Linked DNA regions of Mus musculus: all the other regions are linked to region 1. The links are chromatin loops, found by intact Hi-C in ENCODE. Cell type or tissue: gastrocnemius. All regions are shown on one strand. Region 1 holds the start of Gm22671 (a small nucleolar RNA gene). Region 2 holds the start of Fmo4 (flavin containing monooxygenase 4). Region 3 has its middle 4.3 kb from the start of Fmo2.

Region 1 (8,000 bases):
TCTATGGTGTCTTCTGTGCCTGAGATTCTCTCTTCCATTTCTTGTATTCTGTTGGTGATGATTGCATCTATGGCTCCTGACTTTTTCCCTAGATTTTCTATCTCCAGGGTTGTCTCCCTTTGTGATTTCTTTATTATTTCTCCTTCCACTTTTAGATTCTGGATGCTTTTGTTCCATTCTTTCACCGTGTTTTCCTGAAATTCTTTAAGGGATTGTTTGTTTGTTTGTTTGTTTGTTTTGTTTCCTCTTTAAGGGCTTCTACATGTTTACCTGTGTTCCTCTGTAATTCTTTAAGTGATTTTTTTTGTTTCCTCTTTAAGGGCTTCTACCTGTTTACCTGCGTTCTCCTGTATTTCTTTAAGCGATTTATTTATGTCCTTCTTAAAATCCTCTATCAGCATCTTAAGCTATGATTTTAACGCCACATCTAGTTTTTCTCGTGTGTTGGGGAATCCAAGACTTGCTGTGGTGGGAGAACTGGGTTCTGATGGTGCCACATAATCTTGGGTTCTGTTGGTAAGATTCTTATGCTGCCGTTCACCATATGGTTATCTCTGGTGTTAGATATTCTTGCTGTCTCTGGCTGGAGCTTGTTCCTCTTGTGGGTCTGTAAGCCTATGCCAGCACTCCTGGAAGACCAGCTGTCTCCTGGCAAAAACTTGTGTACAGAGGGTTCTAGAATAGCCCAAGCTCTGGGTGCAGACTTGAAGGATCCTGTCCCAGCTGCTCCACTGATCTTGAGCCCCCTGTGCTGCTGACAAGCCCCACTTCACACTGTTATTCGAGAGAAAGTGGCTGTCTCACCTCTGATCCCAGGAGTAAAAACACTCCTGGGACAACAGGTCTCTCCTGGTGGGACCTGTGCATACTGGTCTGTGGAACAGCCTCAGCTCACAGGTGCAGATCTTTTTTCAACTTTTTATAGGTTCTTTGCGAATCTCACATCATGTGCCTAACCCCTCATCTTTACCTCCCTCCTTCCCCATGTCTTTACAAGCTCCCAAACCCAACAGGTCTGTGCAGTGACAGACTGGTGGTCATCTCAGGATAGCTGTCTGGGGCCCATGGCATTTCAGGCTCATTCCTCACCTGGGCCTACCCTGGTGGCAAGGGCTCACTCTTGGGCTCACTCACACCTGGTACTTGCAGTCTTAGACAAAGTTCTTCTAGCCTCCAGCTAGCTCTCTGACCTGAGAACTGGGCCCACACAATGAGGGACAGACATGTTGTTGGTTGTCTCGGGCTTCCTATTTTCAGAGAATGTTAGGCAACTAAGCTATCAGGTATTCACAGGTCAGAACACATTGAGCATAGACACAGCCTCTCTCTTCTGTGCCACCTACTGACTCACAGAAGACACATCAGTCACACCCGTGACACCTCTAGAGGCAGGATTACATATTTTAAATGAGACTGATTGTGCTCTGTTTAACATAGATGTTCATACCAGACATGGTGAATTGCTGACAATTATACTGAGACTTTCCTATCAAGGCAGGAAAACTCTCTTGTCCAAAAGGAAATTGTGAACCTTGACGTGAAACAGAGGACTGATGTCCTACTGCCCCCACCCCACGTCATATCCATATCAAATTGTGAGATAGCTTCCAGTTTACTGTGACTATTTGCACACACTGCTTGTTGTTTGCATTTACGCTAACTCTGAGAGGTTCCTATTAGGGATTCTCTGAATGGCAGAGCTTAACTGTATGTAGCTGCTGCTGCTTGTCACTGATATGACCACAGGGGCAATGGGAATGAACAGTATTCTGTGTGATTCACTTTTTCTATGTGGTTCACATATGAAGGGGAGAGACTAGTGAACACTCATAGCCTCAGGAGGATTACTCTTCTGAAGACACACTACCCTTCAAGGAGAGAAGACAGAAATAAATCAGAACAGAATCTCCCACTGGCTTATAGCTAGTCCCATATAAACCCAAGGGAGTGTCTGGATGCCTATCGCCCACTGAATCAGAACTCGCATTCTCTTACAGAGGTCTGTTCCGTGCCGTATTTTTTAAATGATGACTACAGTAGGAGAGTTGAAGCAAGAGGGCCATCAGGAACTCAGGGAATAACTTGACCACCACTTTCTCATAAGAAGTCACAGGTAGAAATGTGCACAGGGCCTGAGATGCCTAGAAGGAAAGGAAAGTGGAGTTAAAGTAGGCAATTGTCTCCCTCCAATGATTGTCAGTCATACAGAGGGCTAGAATGGCTGCAAGCCTTCCCAGTCTCCTTCAGCATGCATGTGTATTCACTCAACCACACTCACTAAATTTGTTGTAAAGCAGAAACTGAGCCAAGCTTTCTTGGTAATGAGATTCCAAGGCACTGGGAATGGTTCCCTTCCAGCTGTCAGATTTGTGGAAAGAAACCCAGTTCTCAATGAGGGCATATAGCCCAAGGTTCACTTCCTATGTGGCCATGAGGAATAGTCTTACTAGTAAGAAAAGTCTTTGTTAGGCTTGTTAAAAAGCAAGGAAAGTGATACAGTCAATAAGAGATGCAGCAAGTCATCCCTGAATCTCTTGACTCCTGTGTAGTGACCCCCATAATCCCCACTATCATCCATACACACATCCATACACACCTCATATTAATAAAAAACAGCATCCCTTTTCACGACATTTCTCTCAGTTGTCTCTCAGGCTTGATGATGTTGGTCCATGGGAGAAACATGATGGACACAGGTGATATCAACTCCGTATGTGACTAGTGAAGACTTAGCTGGTGGCTATCTCTTTATAGTCACATACAATTTTGCCATTGGGTAGCTCCTTCTGATTCTTGGACTTCTTGCTATACAAGTCACACTTCCATTAGGACGGGATTTTGCTCTGCTCTCTGCCTTTCCAAGATGCATATAAGTATTTTCCTGCATCAGCCCAGGATTCTGATTTTAAGTCCTTTCAATATGGAGGAGTGCCATGTCCAACTTACCTTAAATTATCACTGTCACCTTCTTTCCCCAACATGTACAGCTATATATTTCCTATGATATCAAATGTACATATTTGTTCTTCGTCTCTATATCTTAACAGAATGCATACTCTGATTAATGAATATGTATTCGATGCATGCATGCATGCATGCATGATCAGAAGGGGCTGGGTCAAGGAGGAGGGTCTTAATCTGTGCTGATAGTGTCATGATCAGGAAGACAACAGAATAGAAACGCTCATGGTGTCACTTACCGCCACAGGCATCATGTTGGTGGCATCGAGGGAGAAACGTCTTTTTTCTCCCAGTGTTTCCTCTATTTCTCCAGGCTTTCCTTTTAGTATCAACAAGATTGTCTTCAGCACTTCAGATGCAACACTTGACTCCATACTTGCTGCTTGCCACAGCAGTAGCAGAGTTCTGCAAACACAAGGTGTCTAGAATCATGTTTACCATTTGCAATTCTAAGTTTGTTACAGACAGCAGAAGGGTGGTGAAACCTTGATCTCCGCCAGCATATGAGCTGTAGAAATAGAACCATATGATTTTTCTAATCTTTCCTAATGCACCTGTTAGAGTTGAAGTGACTCATAGACTCAGGGTAACAAGGTTTTGTTGTTTAATATTTCTTGTGGTCCTAGGTCATGAATTTCAGATGACCATTGATGGGCATGAGTTTCAGATAAGCATTAATGAATAGAAAATTCTCAGTTGGTTTCAGTAATTTTAAAAAAAGATTAATTTTATTTTTGTGTGCATGCATGCAAGTGGGTGCCTATGAAAGGCAGAAGAGGGCCTTGAATTCCCTGGATCCAGAGTTGGTTGTAAGTCACCCAACATATGAGTACTGGGAATTTAACTCTGGCTCTCTGTAAGAGCAGTACTTACTTAACCACTGAGCCATTTCTCTGGCCCTTATTTTGGAGCTTATGTCTGCTCTTTATAAATAAGAAAAACCCGGGCTGGTGAGATGGCTCAGTGCTTAAGAACACTGACTGCTCTTCCAGAGGGTCTGAATTCAATTTGCAGCAACATGGTGGCTCACCAGCATCTATAAAGGGATCTGATGCCCTCTTCTGGCATGCAGGTGTACACGCAGACAGAGCACTTGTACATTAAAACAAAATTCATAAATAAATAAGAAAAACTTGTATGTTTGAGGGTTTTCTCAAGAAAAAAAAAGTTGACAATGGACAAAAAATACATTCTCTTTTTGAAAAAAAAGTTTGGGTGAGATTTGTAACAATCACAATTTAACCCCTTCTCCCAATAGTGGCATTAATACAGTCTTGAGGTCCTACTGTGTGTTAAGCATTGCACAAAGTAACATGTAACATATGATCATATTTAAAACATGTACAGACAACCTAGATGATGTAAAAATAAATTTCTTTTCAGAAAAAGAAATTGGGCCTGACTAGACAAGAGGACCAAGCTTGGGCCACATGACTGAGGAGTTTGTGGGCCGTTTGTGGACCAGTATGTGCAGCGGGACAGCCTGGGGGAGGCCTTACTTGTCTGCAGGGACTGGGAACTCCATGAGCTGAAAGATGACCTTCTTCGGGGAAGCACGTGTTAACACGCTGATAACGTGCAGCATGACACTCTTCATCATGGGGGAAGGATTCCCACAGAGCTGCTCATAAATGTCTTCCACAATTTTAGACACCTGGAAGAAGAATTTCCTCCATCAACAGAGATGTCAAGTTCCTTGTGCACTTTTAAAAGGGGCCATTTCTCTGTTACAGGAATTCAGCCTTTACTGGAATGACCAATATAGCAATTAGCATACCAAAAAGCAGTAACAGAAAGTATACTTACATGAATGCAATGAAATACTTATTAATGGTCAGGAATAAAGTCATGTAAGAGCAGGAGATCTGGACAAAAAGCTCTACAAGGGTAACCTGGTTGAGGTGATAAGTTGCTGAGTTCCATTTTGGATCAGTTTCTGATCGGTTACTGATTTGTTGTAGTAGAAGGTAGTTTCCCATCTCCAGTTTTCTGTTTGACCCCTGTTCCTGCCTCCAGTGATATGCTATGACGTCTCCTAGGAGGCTCTCTGGGGGGCTCTTTCCTATTGTGTTGGTTAAGGAGATGACCATGAACCTCCCATTTCCCCTCAAGTTATGTTCGGCCTGTGGCATGAATGCTCTTGCCCATAGCAGCAATGAGAACTCTCTACGAGGTAAACTTCGCCCTGCCTGCTTTCTGTGTCTGAATGGCTTCCCTTTGCCTCTCTTCTCTTGTGTGCACAGTTGTGTCAGGAGAGGGAACTGTGAGTCCTGTATGTCTATCACCATCAAGACTGTGATATGGGTCTCTGACCCAAGGATCTGGGTGGGGACTCTTAGCCAGAAGGTCCTCTCACTCTTGTCTAAATTTAGCTTGGATTTGTCAGCTTGAAGTTGTTAGTCTTTCAGGCTGAATTTTGTAATTCGAGCCCCAACAGTAGCACGGAGCACAGAAAATCCTTGTAATAGGTGAGGCTTGCATGGTTTTTGTGGCCCCAGTTAAATGTAATGTTTACAGTGTTCTGGGTGTATAGGATGATGTTTGAGAAGCTCAATGGGAAAAGAAGCTGAATATGAGAGAGATCAAACCACTCAGCTGGAAAAATGAAACAGAAGGAAAGAAAAAAAAAAGGCATTATGGTCTAAGTATGTCTCCCAAATGTCATGTTAGAAACTCAGCTCTCCAATGCAACTCTGTGTGTGTGTGTGTGTGTGTGTGTGTGTGTGTGTGTGTGTGTGTGTGTGTGTGTGTGTTTGCCTGTGTAGATGAATGTGGAAGCCAGAGATTGATGTCATAAACACCATTTCTTTACCTTATGTGTTCGATTTAGGATGTGTTTGAGCCTAAAGTTTGCTCTTTGGGCTAAGCCAAGGAGCCCCAAGAATCCATCCGCCTCAGTCCACCAGTACTAGAGTTACAGACACACTCCACTGCGCCATGCTTTTACATGGGTTCTAGATATCAGACTCACGTCTCCATGATCTCTCAGCGAAAATTTTACCCATAGAGTCTTTCACCAGCCTCAGATATGAAGCCTTTAAGAGATGATTAGGTCCTGATGGTGGGGGTCACTGCTCATGAGTAGTTAGTATATTAGTTGTCCCTATGAGTAGGCTTATTATTGTGGGGGTAAGTTTGTGATAAGAGAATGAGTTTAGCCCCTTCTTTGTTTTGCAGTGTTCTCTTGCAAGTATTCTGCCACAAGACGATACAGCAAGGAGGCCCTTGCTAGATACAAGCCTTGGGCTTCCCATAATTAAGCATTGTAGGAAATGAACATTTACTGTAAACTATCCATTCATTCTAAAGGCATTCTGTTAAAGTGATACCATGGCAACCTATTAATTCTTTTCAGTCTTTCCTTATTTGTCAGTGCATTGAAGGCAGTAAATATTAATAAGATATGTGAATGATAAGATGTGAATTAAAAGCAGCTGTGTTAGTTTTGTGTAACTCCTGGTAAAACTGACATACATAATATTCATGTATGAACTACACAATACACATTTCATTATTTTGTTTATTCTGCATTTAACTTTATTCTTCTATTCACAATTCTGCCATATACAGTGTATATATGGTCAAAATATGCTGGTAATAAAAATAAGTTTTCTTTTCACTTAGACATCTAATAATAGCAAATGAAAATAACATAAGGAATTGAGAGAGGGAAGCCATAAAGTAAATGCAATAGCTAATGAAACCTCCTATTTTTGAACTTTGAATGAGACATCGTTCTGTACTTCGTGTTCTGTTGGGTTGTACAGATTCCATAGCCAGTGCAACTTCAAGCTGAGAGTCCTTGAAAATGTTTCTTAAATGCTACATGGGAGATTTCAATTACAGAGGTATTTTTACTAATGTATTTCTCTTTTAAAAAGCCAACAAAGTAAACATGGCAGAATGTTCTAATTTAACATGATTGGTAAGTGAATATTCATAGGAACAGTCTCTACAATTTTCCCCATTTGAAATGTTTCACAACTGCCTCTTCTGATTAAAGTGACTCAGGGAATAAGAGCAAGGGGCAGGGAGGTAAAGAAACAGACTTTTGAGAGCACGCTCTGTTCTTCTTAGCTCTCTGCCAGGCACGTTACCCTGGTGATCTTCTGGGCATGAAACTCCAAAGTCAGCTTCAGTAAGGATGCCGCCTCAATTGCCATTTTGTTGTTAGGAGAAGAGAGTTTTTTCAGGAGAGTCCACACAAAGTCAGTCAGCAATTGGGGCAGTAATATTTGCCCCACACTCTGAAACCAAAAGAATGTTTGTGACTACCAGTGTAAGCAAGACAACAAATCTTAGACACTTTAGGGGATGCTCTGGACAAGGCAGGAGCACAAAATGAACTATGGAAGCTGTTTTCTCTACTAAAAAAATTATTTTAAAAAGTGTGTTTGTGGTAGTGTTAGTGCAATGATGATGGAAGTTCCAGGTACTATTAGGCAAAACTTATCCTCTGCTTTTAAGACAATTTTGGTGTCCAACTATTACGATGAACATATTCAACTTGGTGAGAAACAAAGGTGGTTCAGAGGAGATACTGGGAGATACTAGAGGAGCTAGGATGAAAGGATACATTTTCTTTTCAGAGAGAGAGAGACACAGAGAGAGAGAGAGACAGAGACAGAGACAGAGACAAGGACAGAGACAGAGAGAGAAATACCTCTACAGAATCCCACCATGGACTGGGGTGGTTAGTAGGAAGTCCCACCCCTAGCTGATGCACTATTGACATCTGATAGCCACTAGGAGAAGAATAGTTGGATAGTTGGTTCTATTGCCTGACATTGCACTGGAAGGGAGAGTGGGTAGATGAAGGATGGTTTGCTTGCAAATTTATATAGATTCGTAGTTTCCTTATGGAAACAGACATGTTCATAATCAGTCTCATGAGGTTATGTGCGGAGGAAACCCCCTTGTCTTTGCAAAGGGCACCACTGGGTGCATGGATATGGCAAAGACCTTTGTGTCCTTTGAGCATATTTATCATTTAAGTGCATTGCTTTGTCATGTCCCTAGCCTTGCACAATTCTAACCCT
Region 2 (8,000 bases), 240 kb before region 1:
CGTGACTATGCCTTGCCTATTTCTAAGGCTCCTTACATATCAGACCGCATCCCACATAGTGTTTATCATGGTGCCACACACATATTTAGCTTGCTGCAGTGAACTCCTGTTTTGACCACCAAGGCAGGCTAATACCACCTCAAATGAGCAGGGGCAACACATGACTGGGTTATGGGTGCTAAGGTGGGAAGATGAACTACGCACAGCAAACTTCCACAGTCCGCCAAAGTCGCTAGTTCTCTCAAAGCAGGTGGGCTCCAGGTTCTCGTCCAAGCAGCACTTGATAGAGGACAGGCCACTTACGCCAGCTCCAATCACTGCCACCTTCTTGGCCATGGTGCGCTCTGTGTGAAGGTCAAGAAAAGCTCTGTATGGCAGTATTGGAAGAGAACCCTTGACATAGGACTCAGCCTAGGGAGTGTTACTAATGCTAAATGTTTATTAATGTTAACTAAATCCTCTTACTTACTCTTTGGGTGGGAGTTGAATCATAGCTTGATTTAAAGCTGCAGGTTCTGGAAGTCAATGGTTTGAAGTAGTGGCCTTACCTTTTGTTAGTTGTGTGACCTTGAGCTAGGTTCCACTCTTCTATGTGACTTGCTCTTTCTCTTCAGTTAAATGGGGGTGACAATGAAGATCACTAGAGTTTTTGTGAAGGCTAAGTGACTGGTATGTGTTGGAAAGGTTCAGAAGTACACGAGGTACTAGTAAGTGCTCAATTAAACCCAGCTGTTTATTATTGTTACTGCTTTAATTACTGAGTGTAGCTAGTACATTAGCTCCACAGGACGCCTATAACCCCTCAGTATTAAAGGGACTTTTCACTATCATCTTGCTTCTCTAAATATTCTCCTAGAGAGATGGCTCAGTGGCTAAGAATGCTGGCTATTCCAGAGGACTTGAGTTCAATTCCTAGCTCACACACGGTGCCTCACAACTGGCTGTAATTTCAGTCCCAGGGGATCTGATGGCCTCTTTAGATTTTCTTGGTGACCCAGCATACACACAGTTCACATACATATACGCAGGCAAAATGCTCATATACGTAAAATGGTAAAACAAACAAACCTTTAAAAAACAAAGTGAACAATCTAGAGAAAATATTTTGAAAAACACAAAATACTACTATGCTTAATATGTAAAATAAGCTTGTAGATTAATAATAAAGAGAAATTTGAGAAAATAATCTATTTTCAATAAAGGGAATAATATAATAATAATAATAATAATAATAATAATAATTGAGCAAATTGATGTGAATGGGCTATTTATCCGAGAAAAGGATAGCATCAGTCATGAAGTATATGAAAACCTGTTCGAGTTCACTAATAGTGATTTCATTAATAATACAAAGCCTGAGGTAATAATTTCTAGCTTTCAAATATAAAGTGTGGAGAATGGAGCTATGTCCAGTAAAGTCACACATGATCTGCAGCAGAGCGACACTGCATGCATGCTCTACGCATCATAGTGATATTTGCCTTGGGGAACCAGCAGGGCATGTGTGTATGAGGACCATGGGTCCAGTAAAAGAAACCCAGCACGAGTTTCCTCACCGCAGATAAACACACTTCTCCGAGAGGTGGAGTCTGCCCGTAGGTGCACTTTTGGCATTTGAGGCAGCATGGGTGTGTGCTGCTGAGCTGAGGGCTTCAGACATCCTGTGACCCGATCATTGAGGCTCTCTCTGTCCCTTTTCTCAGGGCTTCCTGTTCCAAACTTACTGCTGTTCATCTGTCTGTGAGGTTGAGGGTCTCTGTACCTGGCTTACTGTGTATTTCCAAAGCTGTTACCGCTTCCATTCCAGCTGAGTTCATTTGGGAGAAGGAGACTGGACACTTCAAACTTTCCTACTGAATGAGAATGGACCCACAGGTTCATATGTGTTTAGTTGCCAGGGAGTGGAACTATTTGAAAAGATTAGAAAGATAAGGCCTATCCAATAGCTGACTGTGAGCATCCACTTCTGTGTTTGCTAGGCCCCGGCCTAGTCTCACAAGAGACAGCTATATCAGGGTCCTTTCAGCAAACACTTGCTAGTGTATGCAATGGTGTCATCGTTTGGAGGCTGATTATGGGATGGATCCCTGGATATGGCATGGATCACAGGGCCCCCAATGGAGGAGCTAGAGAAAGTATCCAAGGAGCTAAAGAGATCTGCAACCCTGTAGATGCAACAACATTATGAACTAACCAGTACCCTGGAGCTCTTGACTCTAGCTGCATATGTATCAAAAGATGGCCTAGTCAGCCATCACTGGAAAGAGAGGCCCATTGGACACGCAAACTTTATATATATGCCCCAGTACAGGGGAACGCCAGGGCCAAAAAGTGGGAATGGGTGGGTAGGGGAGGGGGGGGGGAGGGTATGGGGGACTTTTGGGATAGCATTGGAAATGTAATTGAGGAAAATACATAGTAAAAAATATTTTAAAAATATTTAAAAAAAAAGAAAGATAAGGCCTTATTGAAGGAAGAATGTCACTGGAGGTGGGCTTTGAGTTTTCAAAAACTCATGCTGAGCCCAGAGTCTCTCTGTTTGTGGATCAGGAAGTAGCTCCAATCTACTGCCTGTCTATTACCATGCTTCCTACCATGATAATAATGGAACTTATTAAGAATAATGAACTTCAACTAAACTAAATGTTTCTCATAAGAGTCAGCTTGAACATGTTGTCTCTTCACAGCAACAGTGACTACAACAGTTATTGAGAAGTTATTAGACCTACTACAAAATACCCAACAAAACATCAACATAACAACAACAACCCAACCAAAACACTCTCAGGTGTACCACTGGTAAAATATGAAAGCTACCTGTGTTAATGGACTGTGTAAACAATATACTTACATAAAAGGACCCAGAACAAAAGACTCACTGTTCATCCTTCCACCCTCTGTTCCTAAGAGGGACAGTTCCTCTAGACAACATGGCAAACATACCTGTGAGTTCCCTTGAGTTGTGAATATGGGGTGGTGTTTAACCAGGGACAAATGGCCTTCACCGTGAAGAACTCTTGAATTTCTGGATGAAGGTCAGAAGTTGTCAGATCTCCGTCATGCCCTGTCTTTGAAACGACACAGGAGTTAGTTAAACTGATAAAGTGGAAAGTACGTTAGTGGGATAGACTGACAGCAAAGGAATTCATTCACTATTGAGCCTATTCTAGAGTAGACTATGGAGTACTGGACTCTACCATTGGTTTCAGGATTAGTAATGCTGGCAATAGAAACACATCTGTACACTTCAATATTAGTCTTTAAGTACCATGATCCTCTGATGGTGATAGCAATTTGAAAATGTGGTTTATGTTAGTAAGAGAAGGTTATAAGCAAGATGAAAACAGAGAGAACTGAACCTACTCCTGTTTCTGCCTCTAGCCAGGTATGTCACCTTGGCCAAAATTCCTGAAAACACCTTAAAGTGCCCCCCCCCCAACTCAAGTTTGAAAGTTTTTCATCTGAGACCAAATAACTCATAAAATAAAAACAAATCCACAAAAAAGAAAGGGGGGAAAAAGCTGCAAAACCCTCAGACAACAATGAAAACAACCCCCTCCCCCAATTCAACAAACAGTCAAGCAAAATCCAGCTCTGAATTAAAACTTGAAGGCCTAAGAAAGGTGCTACCTCTGTCAATTCTAAGGAACGCTAAAATGTGAGAAATACTGCATTGCCCTCTGGCTAGAAAGGAGACCAGAGTTTCTGAACTTGGACCTTTGTACAACAACCAAACCCCACCTCAAACCTTATCAGTCAGTAAACTCTTCCAACATATGGAACGACACAGCTAGGATTTCTGGGAGGTTGCCATTTGGTGATGTACTAATTAATCCACCTTATCACCACGGAGCTGTGGTTTTGTATCATTCTAAGATCAGAGTGGGACCCGCTGGACAACTGTGTGTGACCGACACGGGGGTCTTTCCTTTGGATAGTCTGCTCCAACTTTGTTCCGCTTTCTATCTCCTTTAACCCTATTGCTCTTACCTTAGTCAACGGGCTTCAGAAGCTAATCACATGCCTTCCGCAAAAACACACTTTCTGTTCACCTTCCCAAGAGCAGTTTCTAGGGAAGTTTCCTCTTGAAGGGGGAAAAAATCCAGGGCACTTACCTTGCAAGCACTGATCAGGTGAGAAGCCAAAGGTGAGAGGTCAAAGGTGGAGTTTGTTTTATAGAACACAAGGAAGAAGTTTCAGTCTCAGAGCCTTGTCCTGAAGTGGAAACAGTGCTCACTTTGCTGACTTTGGTCAAACTCTCAGTTTAACACAAAAACCGGTGGCTTCTTCTGCCAGGCTATGGACAACAGGGAGTTGTATTAATGTGAATTCCACAATCTCGGGGTGCGGGGGAGGGCGGAGTGACGATTTAGAATTCAGCTTTCAGATTAGAAACAACGGGAGTCCTGCCCCTTTCCCACACCCTCCAATGGACAAGAGGTAAAGGCATCAGAAGGCTGGGTGCCTTTAGAGGGCGCCAAACTTTCATCCTTCTTAGTGACACCCTGATTTCATTCTCCGTCATATTATTTTTTCTTGGAGATTTTTTATATGTATCCAGTCAAATATGATCATATCCATCCACTACTCTGTGCCAACTTCCCCCACATTCCTACACATTCCAAAATAATGGCTTCCGTTTTAGTTCGATGGCTAAGAACTATTGCCTATATGTGGATGATAATAGGTTTTAATGACTGGATTGATGATTCGCCTCTTAAACCAACATAAGAGTGAGTGAGAGGGAGAGCGGGGGAGAGAGGGAGAGAGAGGGAGAGAGCGAGAGAGAGCAAGAGAGAGAGAGAGAGAGAGAGAGAGAGAGAGAGACTACCACATGTACTTGGTGTTTTCCAATGCTTTGTCACAGGAAGAACAACTGAGGAAGCAGTAGCAGTAGTTAATAACAAAAAGCCAGGGCTTGTATGTATTTTCTCTCAATGCTTGGAAGCCACCATAGTGACGGTGGCCCATGTCGATTTGTTGTTGCTGAGGGAAGTTCGTTACCACTGACCATTTTCTGAACCGGAAGTCAGACATGCAAACACCTGGAGGAGTCAGGAAGGCAACATGAATACAGTCAGATGAGATCTGATGGAGAAGCCCAGTGCTCTGCTCAGCTTAGCTAAATGCTGTCATTTAGGATAAAGAGCCTAATCTCTCGCAGGCCCTTTTCTTCCTTCTTTCTGAGACAGGGATTTTCTATGTGCTCTATGACTCTTTTGTGCTTTTCAGATTTGCCATCCTTTTATGCCAACTTCCCCAGAGCTGAGATACTATCATATACCACCATCCCTGGGTTGCAGGCAAAATTATCTGTGTGATTTCTGTGTGTATGCACCACTTAACACAGTGTTATTTATTTGCCTTGGGGAACCAGGAGAGCATGTGTGCATTGTGCCCACAGGCCCAGCCAGAGGAGCCTAGCAGGAGTTTCCTCACTGCTGAGTTCTGCACCACTCTGAGAGACAGAGTCTGCCCACGGCCGCAAGCACTTCTGATGCTTGAGCCACCGTGGGCATGTGCTGAGCTGAAGGACTGAGGTGTCCTGTGACCCTGTCACCGAGGCTTTCTCCTTCTGCTCAGGTTTACTGGTGCATCATTAACTAGGTGGGCTCAGGGAGTCTGTCCCTGTAGCTTTGCAACTTGCCTCACAATCAGTCCAGAAGCACCAGGAACAGAAACAAAGTGGGATGGCTGAGAAAATGGAGCAGGGAGAAGGTCTGAGTCCTCAGACCTCCCAGACTCCACTGGTGGCAGTAATGGATATCTCAGGGCGTTCTTTTCCAAACCTACTGCTGTTCAGCCTCCCGTGAGGTCGGGGGTCTCCATACCTCGCTCACTGTGTATTTTCAAACCTGTACCTCTTCCATTTCAGCTGAGTTCATTTGCAAGTTTATTAGTTTAGAGTGAGCTCTGGTAAGAGGAGACTGAACCTTAGAGGCAGCAAAGCAGGGTTTGAACTTTGATCCTGACTCATCTTTGGACCCAAAGAAGGCTAGTAAAACACTCTAAGATGTACTATTTGCATAAGAAAAAAATTCCTATGTTCATTAACCCGCACGCCTGTGCTCAGTAGTCTGAAGTTAAAGAATTGCAGTGCATTTGAGACCAGTTTGGATTACATGGCTAGTACCAAGCCAGACACAGCTACATAGCAAGACCCTGCCTGGCTCATAAAGCACAAAGAAAGCAGAAAGGCATAAGAGGAAAAAACTCACATCAAAGGATTTTGTATTAGACAAATGGCTGAGCGCAAGACTTTTCTTGGTGTTCGTTCTTCAGTCACGTGTCCCCTCCTGTCCTTGGTTCTTTCTAAAAACAGTATATCACAGAGTTATGTTGAACAGGGAGTGTGGAAGCAAGTGGGCAAAGGTAACTGTGGAGTCTCTTGAGTTGAGAAGGAGGCACAGATGGCTTCTAACCAGGAACAAATGGCTGTCACCAAGAAGAACACTTGAATTGCTAGGCCACTAAATGAAGGTCTCGGTGGTCAGATTTCTGCGGTGCTCTGTCTTTGGAATGACACAAGGGGGTTGTTAGTTAAACCAGTAACGTGGGAAGTGTAGAGTAGAATCCACTGGGAGCAAAGGAATTTATCCACTATTGTGCTCTGTGGACTGAGCTGAGGGAGGGTCCAGAGATGACTGAGACTCAGAGGCAAAAACAAAACAAAGCAAGCAAGCAAGCAAGCAAGCAAGCAAACAAGCAAGAAAGCAAACACACAAAGCCCACTATTAGTTTCTAAGGGAAACAACACCCTTGGGGAAACTGTATTACCTCACCAGGTTCAAGGTTAGCTGCTACTAAATCCTCTCTGAGAAAAGCAAGAATACACACCCAAACTATCCCTTACATGGCATAAGCTAATCACGACCCAAAGTGTTACCATCCATCGCTTTCCCCTGTTGAGGTATGGCCTCAGTCTCCTATGTCCAGAAGCGTACGGTTTGAATGGAACGTGCCTGGGAATGGCCCGGCCACTAACATACTTTCTTACATGAATCTGCCTAGACTCCTTGAATATAATCTTTGTTTTCTTCATTGGAGGAGGACATTGCTTTGAAATACCTTCCATGTTCTCCTTACCTCCCACAGCTAATAAAGTCTTTGCCCATTCTTTTATTTTTGACTGCCCTTGTTTTGGCTTTGTATTCATCCCGATGGGAGCCACCCTGTTTGGTTGCAAGAACAGTAACATCTGGAGACAAAGCAACAGCTTTTAAGCTGTATGGAGAGAGCCTGACTTGAGACTGATAACGAGGAAATCCTATAAAGTCAGCATTCCCTGGGTCTGCATGCTGGCACACTCTTTTTGCCCTTGTCTAAAGGATTGTGAGATAAGTGGGTCTAGGTAAAAATACTTTGTCTTTTATTTTTTTAAATCCAAAATGTGTTTGTTTGTTGGAATAGTTTCCTGCTCATCTTGAGTCAGAGTGCTGTCAGTGCACTTCCTTCTAAAGGAGCAGTCTCTTAGAGGTCTTGCTTTTTCCCCTGTAGACTTGGCAGAGGGCAGCGGAACAATCAAAACACAAGGCTCCGGTCTTAGCCAGTGAAGAGACACCATGACTGTGGTGGCCACTCTTATAAAATAAAACATGTAATTGGGGCTGGCTTACAGTTTCAGAGATTTAGTCCATTGTCATCATGGTGGGGACACATGAACAGGCAGACATGGTGCTGGAGAAGTAGCTGAGAATTCTACATCTAGATCCACAGGCAGTAGGAAGAGAGAGGGATAGCGGGTCTCTATTGGGCCTTTGAAACCTCAGAGCTCACACCTAGGGACCAACTTTCTCTAACAAGGTCATACCTCCCAATCCTTTCCAAGTAGTGCCATTCCCTAATAAATGAACATCCAATCATATGAGCCTATGGTAGCCATTCATATTCAAACCACCACAGCTGCCTTTTGTGCACGACTAAAGATTGTGGGGGTTGTATAATCTCCTGGGTATTTCTCATTCACGAAGTAGGCATTGGGACTTTTATGGAGGAAGATG
Region 3 (8,000 bases), 150 kb before region 1:
ACATTTGGCAACTTATTCCATCTATTATATATGTGTATATATGTCCATGCACCCACTTCTGCATGGAGGTGGAGGCCAGAAAACATGAGGGTTTTCTTTCTACATTTGATTACAGTTTTATTTATTTCAGAGGGCATTGCTACAGTGCACATTTGGAGGTCAGAGGACAATATGGAGGAATGGATTTTCTCCTTTTACCGTGGGTCCCTGGGATCAACTCAAACCAGGCTGACTGAAAGGGTCTTTACCCACTAAGCTACCTCACTGACACATTAAAACCTCTTGGGAACAAAACACCCATGGAAGGAGTTACAGAGCCAAAGTTTGGAGCTGAGAAGAAAGGATGGACCACCTAGAGACTGCCATATCCAGGGATCCACCCCATAATCAGCCTCCAAACGCTGACGCCATTGCATACACTAGCAAGATTTTGCTGAAAGGACCCTGAGATAGCTATCTCTTGTGAGATTATGCCGGGGCCTAGCAAACACAGAAGTGGATGCTCACAGTCAGCTATTGGATGGATCACAGGGCCCCCAATGGAGGAGCTAGAGAAAGCACCCAAGGAGCTAGGATCTGCAACCCTATAGGTGGAACAACAATATGAACTAACCAGTACCCCCCCGGAGCTCGTGTCTCTAGCTGCATATGTATCAGAAGATGGCCTAGTTGGCCATCATTGGAAAGAGAGGCCCATTGGTCGTGCAAACTTTATATGCCTCTGTACAGGGGAACGCCAGGGCCAAGAAGTGGGAGTGGGTGGGTAAGGGAGTGGGGGAGGGAGGGTATGGGGGACTTGAAATGTAAATGAAGAAAATACCTAATTTTAAAAAATACATAAAAAACCTCTTTTTAAAATTTTTATTAGATATTTTCTTACATTTCAAATGTTATCCCCTTCCCTGGTCCCCCACTCCCGGAAATCCCCTATCCCATCCCCTCTCTTACTGCTTACCAACCCACCCACTCCCGCTTCTCTATCCTGGCATTCCCTTACACTGGGGCATCGAGGCTTCTCAGGACCAGGGGCCTCTCCTCGCATTGATGTCCAACAAGGCAATCCTCTGCTACATATGGGGCAGTAGCCATGGGTCACTCTATGTGTACTCTTTGGCTGGTGGTTTAGTCCCTGGGAGCTCTGAGGGTACTGGTTGGTTCTTCAGTTACTATTTTCCTTATTCTTTGAGACAAGCTCTCCCACTAGCCTGGGAGCTCACCAGCTCATCATGACATTCTAGACAATGAGCCCCAGGCATGCTCCTATCCTTAATTCCCTGGTGCTTGGTTCCAGATGCATACCACCGAGACTGGATTTTATGTAGGTGTAGGGGATCTGGACTTAGGTTTTCATGCTTGTGTGGTAAACACTTTGTTCAATGAGTCCTCTTCATTCACTTTCACTGAATTGTATGTAACACATTTATAAAAGCAACAATGTAATCACACTCCAAGTGTAATTTTCAACTTAACATTTTCACTCTACCAGCAAGTTTATACAAGGGCATTTTTTTTTTTTTGATGGCTGCATGGATTCCCTTTGGCTAGTGGTGCTAGCTGTTCATCTAGCAGTTACTTCGTTTTGGGTGATGGGCATTCTTTCTCGTGTAGCACTGTGCCTGAAGGAACAGACTGTCTCTGACATCATGGAATCCTTCTAGTCCTGCTCTAGTTCTCTTAGGCTTCGTGACTTCTGGGTCTTAGCACTCTGTGCTGACGAATTTCCTAGCCTAGATCCATGACTCAATTGATTTTTCTGCTCATCTGTTTGCTGGCTTGTATGTGGACCTACTGTGACTTCTAAGATCTTTCCCTCCACTGCCCTCCTTGACCTGGAACAGGAAGAACAGGGTAGACCTTGTGTATGTGTGCACGCGAGTACGTGCTAACTCAGAAAGCTGAAAGGCTCTGTGTGTTTTGGATGTAGTCAAAACACTGAAGGTAAGGCCTCTACTTTTTGATTCTGGAAGACCAGTTGTTCTGAGGACCTCTGTGATTCTTCACACAAATTAACTAACTAGATTTCAAATGTTTCCCAGGTGCCAGACACTGTCAAATGCTGCAGATACTGTAGTGAACAGACAGCAAAACTATAGGGACTTGTAGCCCTTGGTTGCTGGGGGGTGGGGGTCTAGACTGCCAATTAGTGAAATGAAATGAGCAGGAGTTGGGGTTGAAATCTGTGGAGAAAAGTAAAGCAGAGAAGAGAACTGTAGCATGCCAAAAAAAGTGTAGCTTTATAATGTTAACTGTTAGGGAATGTCATCTTCTCTATAAGTGTTAGGGAACTTCATCATTTTCTCTAAAATGTACTAAACTTATGATGGCAGGCTTCTATTGAATAAACTGAGTGACTGTATGACATGAGAAAGAGACCCACAAAGGGTACAATCAGCAACTAAGATATGAAGGAACTGGACACATTTCTCAGCCACAAAGAAAAAGGCAGTCAAGGTCACAGATTTTTACGAAGAACCCACAACTAATAATGAAGATGGTCCCTCAGTTGTATATTCGTCATCTTCCTTGAATTGATTCTAATACTGTAGAAGCCTGTTGCTAATAACTGCACATGACCATTATACACAGAAGGAGAAACAACTAGATATGCTAGCAGATATATATATATATATATATATATACATATACATATACATATACATATATATATATATTTATACTATTCACTTTACAATCTGCTCACTGCCCCGCTCCTGGTCACCTTACCTACAATCTTTCCCCTCTCTCCTCCCCTTCTTCTCTGAGAGGTCAGATGTCCCTCTGGGTCCATTAAGTTTGCAAGGCTAGGGGTATCCTCCCTCACTGAGGCCCCAGACAAAGCAACACAGCTAGAAGAACAAATCCCACATAGTGGCAGCAGCTTTTGGGATAGCTCCCACTCCAGCTGTTCACGACCCACATGAAGACCAAGTTGCACATCTGCTACATATGCCTAGCACAGGTTTTAATGGACTGAAGCATTGGGAGAGGATGGGACAGATGGTATGGTTCTCAAGTGGGGACACTAATGGCATTTTGTGTCAAGCTAAATTGATACCTTTATTCAAAGCACCGGCATCTTCTTAGCCCTAGCGCCAGCTGGCAGGCTTGCTTTACAGAGCCAGTCCTGGCAGGCAAATGGTAGCTGTACAGACAAGCTCCCTGGGAGAGCACATGTATACCCGGAGTGGTTCAGTGAGCCTCTGGGCAATTTTCAATTAGTAGACCTTTAATTGTTTCAAGTTTCTGCTGTTACAAAAGCACTGTGCACATTTATACATCTATCCCCCACTTAGCTAATTGTTTTCTCTGGATATTTGAGGTAGGAATTGCTGAGTGGAAGCGTTTGCATTTTTGAGGCTAAGGCATTCCTCCAAGTCTAATGTACATAGGAAACACTTGGAGATCTTGTAACATACATGTGGATTTTTAACAGCTATGAGGTGGGCCCAGATCATTTCTAACAAGGTTCCCTGTGACTCCAGATGTGTCCTTAGACTACATTTTGAGTTGTATCTTTCTAATGCCTTTAGTCAAGTTGCCTACCAGGAGACGGATATATTTTAATGGTGTTTTATAGTTGCAAAGTGTTCTGCACTGTAAAAACTTTCCCATTCATTAATTCATTTTACTAGACTGTGTCTATAGGCTCTGCCACCCACCTCTATAGAAGTGGAAATGTATTCCATATTACTAGGGAGTTTAAGGATAGCTAGGAGAGCAGTATGTGTCTTACAACATATCTTTATATTAGGAGCTCCCAAGAAACGTTGTATTTAGCCAAGAGGAAGTTCCCCAGTCAAGAAGACTGACTGATGGACCAGCTCACTGGAGCCAGTTTTAGTTAAGCAGTCTACTGAGGAAGACAGATATGAATGCTGCAGAGCAACTGAGTTTGCTTTGCTCTAAAGAAGAATATTCTAGCTCACAATGCTGTACAAATATAGAGAGGTGTCCTGTAAGAGGGGAACTCTCTAGTGCTGTGCATACTCTAGCAGATCAGCCAACCAAGTGTTCACAGGTCACACGGGGATGCAGGTGTGTGGGTGGGATGCTTGTGACTAGGGCTGGGATCAGAAATCTTGCTGTTATCAGTCAATGCTCTAAATTTAAAGATACAGAGGAGGCCATAGATTGTAAAGTGCTTTGCTTATTGTGTGTACTGGAAGGCCCTTTTTACAGATCCACGTGGTCAGATGGCCTGGACTGACTCTTAAAGCCCTCTTGGAAGAGTCCACATCTGCTTCACTGACAATTCCTGTGAGGAGAATATGCCGACCAGCCAACTTTTCTTCTTCCTTTGTTTTTTAACTATCTGTTGTTTATTTAACAGACATATTCAAACCCCATTGCTTTTGCTGAGGAGCAATGAACTGGGAGGAGAGGCTCTCCCATTTAATGACTTTAGAGCTTGAATGAACCACAAATCAAACTAGTTCTTCTGCAGATGAGCTAGCTCATCCGAGTTTGCTGGGTGATGCCTGTAGAGCCATCACTTCCGGTATGCCCTACATTTTCTGGGGCAGCACTTGAGGGAAATAATCCCTTGGCAGCTTCAGGATCAGCAGAATAGATGGAGCAGGTTGGTTACCGCCCTTTTGACACTTCAGCAGAGTGGCATGGGAGACCTGCAAAAGTTGTGGGTCTGTGACAGCCCTGAGTTGGGGAAGCATTCTGAGCCCAGGCTTAGAAAGCAGTTCTATTGAGATACAGTTTAGATATCATCTATTTTACCAGTTTTAAGTAAAACTCAGTAGTGTTGCTAAATTCACAGTTTCAGAATCATCACAACAACCAATTTTAGAAAAGTTTTCATACCCTCACAAAGAACGTCTGTGAGTTCTTTGTCTTCGAGTGTCTACGACTCAGTTCTCATTTGCCACCAACAGTCAGCATTCTACCCCGAGCCCTAGGCACTACTAATTGACTTTCCAGTTCTATAAATTTACCTCTTCTTTTTGAGACAGGATGTCATTGTGTAGCCCTGGCTGGACTGGACCTTAGTTGACCAGGTTAGCTTTGAACTCATAGAGGTCCACTGTGCCTGACCCTCTAGTGCTGAGATTCAAAGAAGGCACCATTGCACCTGGCTAGATTAATCTAGTTTGAACATTTCATGTAATTGCCTCATATAATTCATGATTTTTTGGTTCCTGGATCTTTTCACTACATTTTCAAGGTTCATCTATGTTGTAGCATATATTAAGACTTTACTGTTTTTTTTTTCTTGTTGAGCACTATTTTTGTTTTGTATGGGTGCTATCTTTATTAATTCAATAATTGATATCATCTGTTATGATGTTCAACAAAGGCATACTATTTATTTATTCAATAATTGGTAGATTTTGGGTAGTTTCTATAGTTTGCCTATAGTGAATAATGCTGCTATATGTATTTATGTGAAATTTTTATGCTTGTATATTTTTATTTCTCTTGGAGGTGCATTTTGGAGCATCATTGCTAGCTCATGTTGTAACTCTATGGTTTGCACTTGAGAAACTTGCAGGATGTTTCCAGAACAGCCTCGCCAGTTCACATCCTTGTCAGCAATGCAGGAGGGTTCCAGTTTCTTTATATTCTTCCTAACACCTATCATTCATTGTGCATATTTTCCATTTATAATCATCCTAGTGGATGTGAAGTGAAATCTCATTGTGATTTGACCTACATTTTCCTTATGGAAAATAATGTTGACAATCTTTAAATGAACTTTGTTACATAAATAGCTTTGTGGAAAAAATATCTAATTTAATGTTTGCTCATTTAGTCTTACTTAATATTGCATCTTGAGCCTTCCTTCTGTATCCTAGATGAATCCCTTATAAAATGCATGATGTTCACCCATCTTTCATTCCATAGAGTCATCTCTTCACTTCATTGATTCTTTGAATCATCAACATTTTATGTTTGATAGAGTACAATATATGTGTGTTTCTCTTTTCTTTGTTTGTGTAGTTGATATAATATCTAAGAAGATCTTGAATACCTAATGATTATATCTTGACAAAAGTTCTGAAAAGCAGGGTTTTTTGTGGTTGTTGTATTGATAAAACTGGGTAGAAGTTATGGTCTAGAAATGGTGGCAGAATTTGGGAACAAAGAGGGGAAGTAGCTTTACCAGAGGAGGCAGAAGTTCAAGAGTATCCATCCTTTATGAAGTATTTTCAGTGTACCAGAGATGGCCTAAATTTTGTCTACAACAATTTTCTTGATTGTTTTTACAATCCTGCGAAAGGCTAAATATTGTTAACAGTAGTTTTTGAGTGATAAAACCCGAGTATAGACGAGTTAGGTAAAATGTTGAAATTCATAGAAGAGGGCTCTGAATTCTGGCATCTAAGGTTTTGAGATAATGTTCTTAAACACTTCCTCCAACCCAGAAGTGGCAGGTGTGGTGATAGACGTGTTCCGTAAGCATTAATTAAGATAATTAATTTAATGAGAGTCTGTGGAAGAGCTAGGCTGGATTTTTATCATAATACCCAGGTCTTCTCAGCAGGTACATTGGGAATAGTAGCTTTAAGTAGGATTACTTATAATTAACAGAAAATATTCAAAGTCCATAGAAAACCTACTCATTTGCATAGGTCATCATATGGGAACATTTTTCTACACTCAGTTTCCAAATAAACCTTGTCATTTTTTCCCCAGGTTTATCCATTTACAACAAGTTCCACAGCTAAAGCTTTTTGAAAAATGTAACTTGATATTTTTCTTTAATTGAAATATGAATATGTTGCACATTGCTTTACTATTCATATTACATTTGTATTATGTGTTCCACTTTGCACTTTTATGCCAAATGGGATTAATAACATTTTTCAATTCCTTGTTTATTATATAACTAGCTTTTTTCCTACCACACATTTAAATATGTTCTTAAGGACTAATATATACATCCTTTTCCTTTTAAAGAGCAAGATGTTTATTTGTTTTTTTTTTTAAAGACGACAGTAGGTGTTTCTAACACTCAATGCTTTCTACCCCTACACCATCTTAAGCACTGTTATCATATGTTTTGTTATTCTTGTGTTTAACATTGTTCCAGATGTTTTAGTCTTGTACAATTAATGTTCATGCAAAGTGATACTGATATTTTTCTATTTACACCATAGAAGTTTACATTTCACCCTAGCATCTGCTTCATTTGTGGGGCTCTTTTGATGACTTGTTTTTTTGTTTTTGTTTTTTAGTTTTTATTTTAAAATATGAACTGTTTTTCTGTTGCTTTTGAAGGCTCGTATAGAACTTTAGACTGGCAGTACATTTTTAAAGACAGCAGTTAGAGAATAGTATTTAATTGCTTTCTGGCTTTCATAATTTCAGTTGCAAAATTGTCTGTTAATCTTTGTTTTCTTTTGACTGCAAGAAACACTTCCCTCTACCTCAACAGCTCACATCTTAAACACTTCATTTATTTTAGTTTTAGTCTATTTTACTGCAAAGGGAGTAAGTTATCTTTTTTGGAGGGTGCTTGAAATCCATTATGAGACACAATCAAAAACCTGATGCCATTTTGTTTTGTTTTGTTTTGTTTTGTTTTGTTTTGTTTTGTTTCGTTTCGTTTCGTTTCGTTTCGTTTTGTTTTGTTTTGTTTTGTTTTGTTTTGTCTTACTCTTTTGAGGTATTCTTTTCTTCATGGCCCCTTACAATTTCCAGAGTCCTGACAAGAAACCAAATCTTTTGGATTCAGACTCGATCTTAGAGAACCTGACTTAAGACTGAACTGAAGTTAACTAACAGGCCGGTACTTAGCACCAGTTTCTAGGTTACCCCGCAACAAGACCTGTGTCTAACACCATTTTCCAGGTTATCCCCCAACAAAAACTTGTGTCTAGCACCAGTTTCCAGGTTATTCCCCAACAAAACTGCACCTTCAGGTTACAAGCCCAACCCTGACACTTCACTTCCTACCAACCGCCAGTGAGAAGGAAAGCAGAAGTTAAGTGTATGATTTGGTTCACAGAACCACCCAATAGTGTTAAGGGCCATAGTGGCTCCTC

What was found. A loop is a pair of places that touch in the nucleus more often than their neighbours do. Peaks named below come from ENCODE experiments on the same cell type or tissue, not always from the same donor. Only the 100,000 strongest peaks of a DNase experiment are listed, where the experiment ranks them.
Region 2: it touches region 1 in a loop (2.9-fold over the local background); 8 of 42 quality-filtered maps call a loop at or near these places.
Region 3: it touches region 1 in a loop (2.6-fold over the local background); 28 of 42 quality-filtered maps call a loop at or near these places.

What each region holds. Positions count from the first base shown.
Region 1 is chr1:163,053,559-163,061,558 of GRCm38, forward strand. Mroh9 (maestro heat-like repeat family member 9) reads right to left here. Exons shown (of 22, transcript NM_030071.1): 10 at 7,059-7,208; 11 at 4,461-4,615; 12 at 3,201-3,366; 13 at 1,996-2,141. Gm22671 (a small nucleolar RNA gene) reads right to left here and starts at 1,393; the gene lies at 1,260-1,393. In gastrocnemius, a CTCF peak has its summit at 4,035 (motif pointing left); no DNase peak of the experiment used is centred here.
Region 2 is chr1:162,809,586-162,817,585 of GRCm38, forward strand. It overlaps Fmo4 (flavin containing monooxygenase 4), which reads right to left and starts at 2,964. Exons shown (of 9, transcript NM_144878.1): 1 at 2,944-2,964; 2 at 205-344. The coding sequence starts at 336. In gastrocnemius, a CTCF peak has its summit at 4,479 (motif pointing right); a DNase peak (open chromatin) is centred at 4,437; H3K4me3 peaks cover 312 bases.
Region 3 is chr1:162,899,022-162,907,021 of GRCm38, forward strand. No RefSeq gene overlaps it. Among named protein-coding and RNA genes, the nearest start is that of Fmo2, 4.3 kb to the left of the region's middle. In gastrocnemius, no CTCF peak of the experiment used is centred here; a DNase peak (open chromatin) is centred at 3,103; H3K27ac peaks cover 271 bases.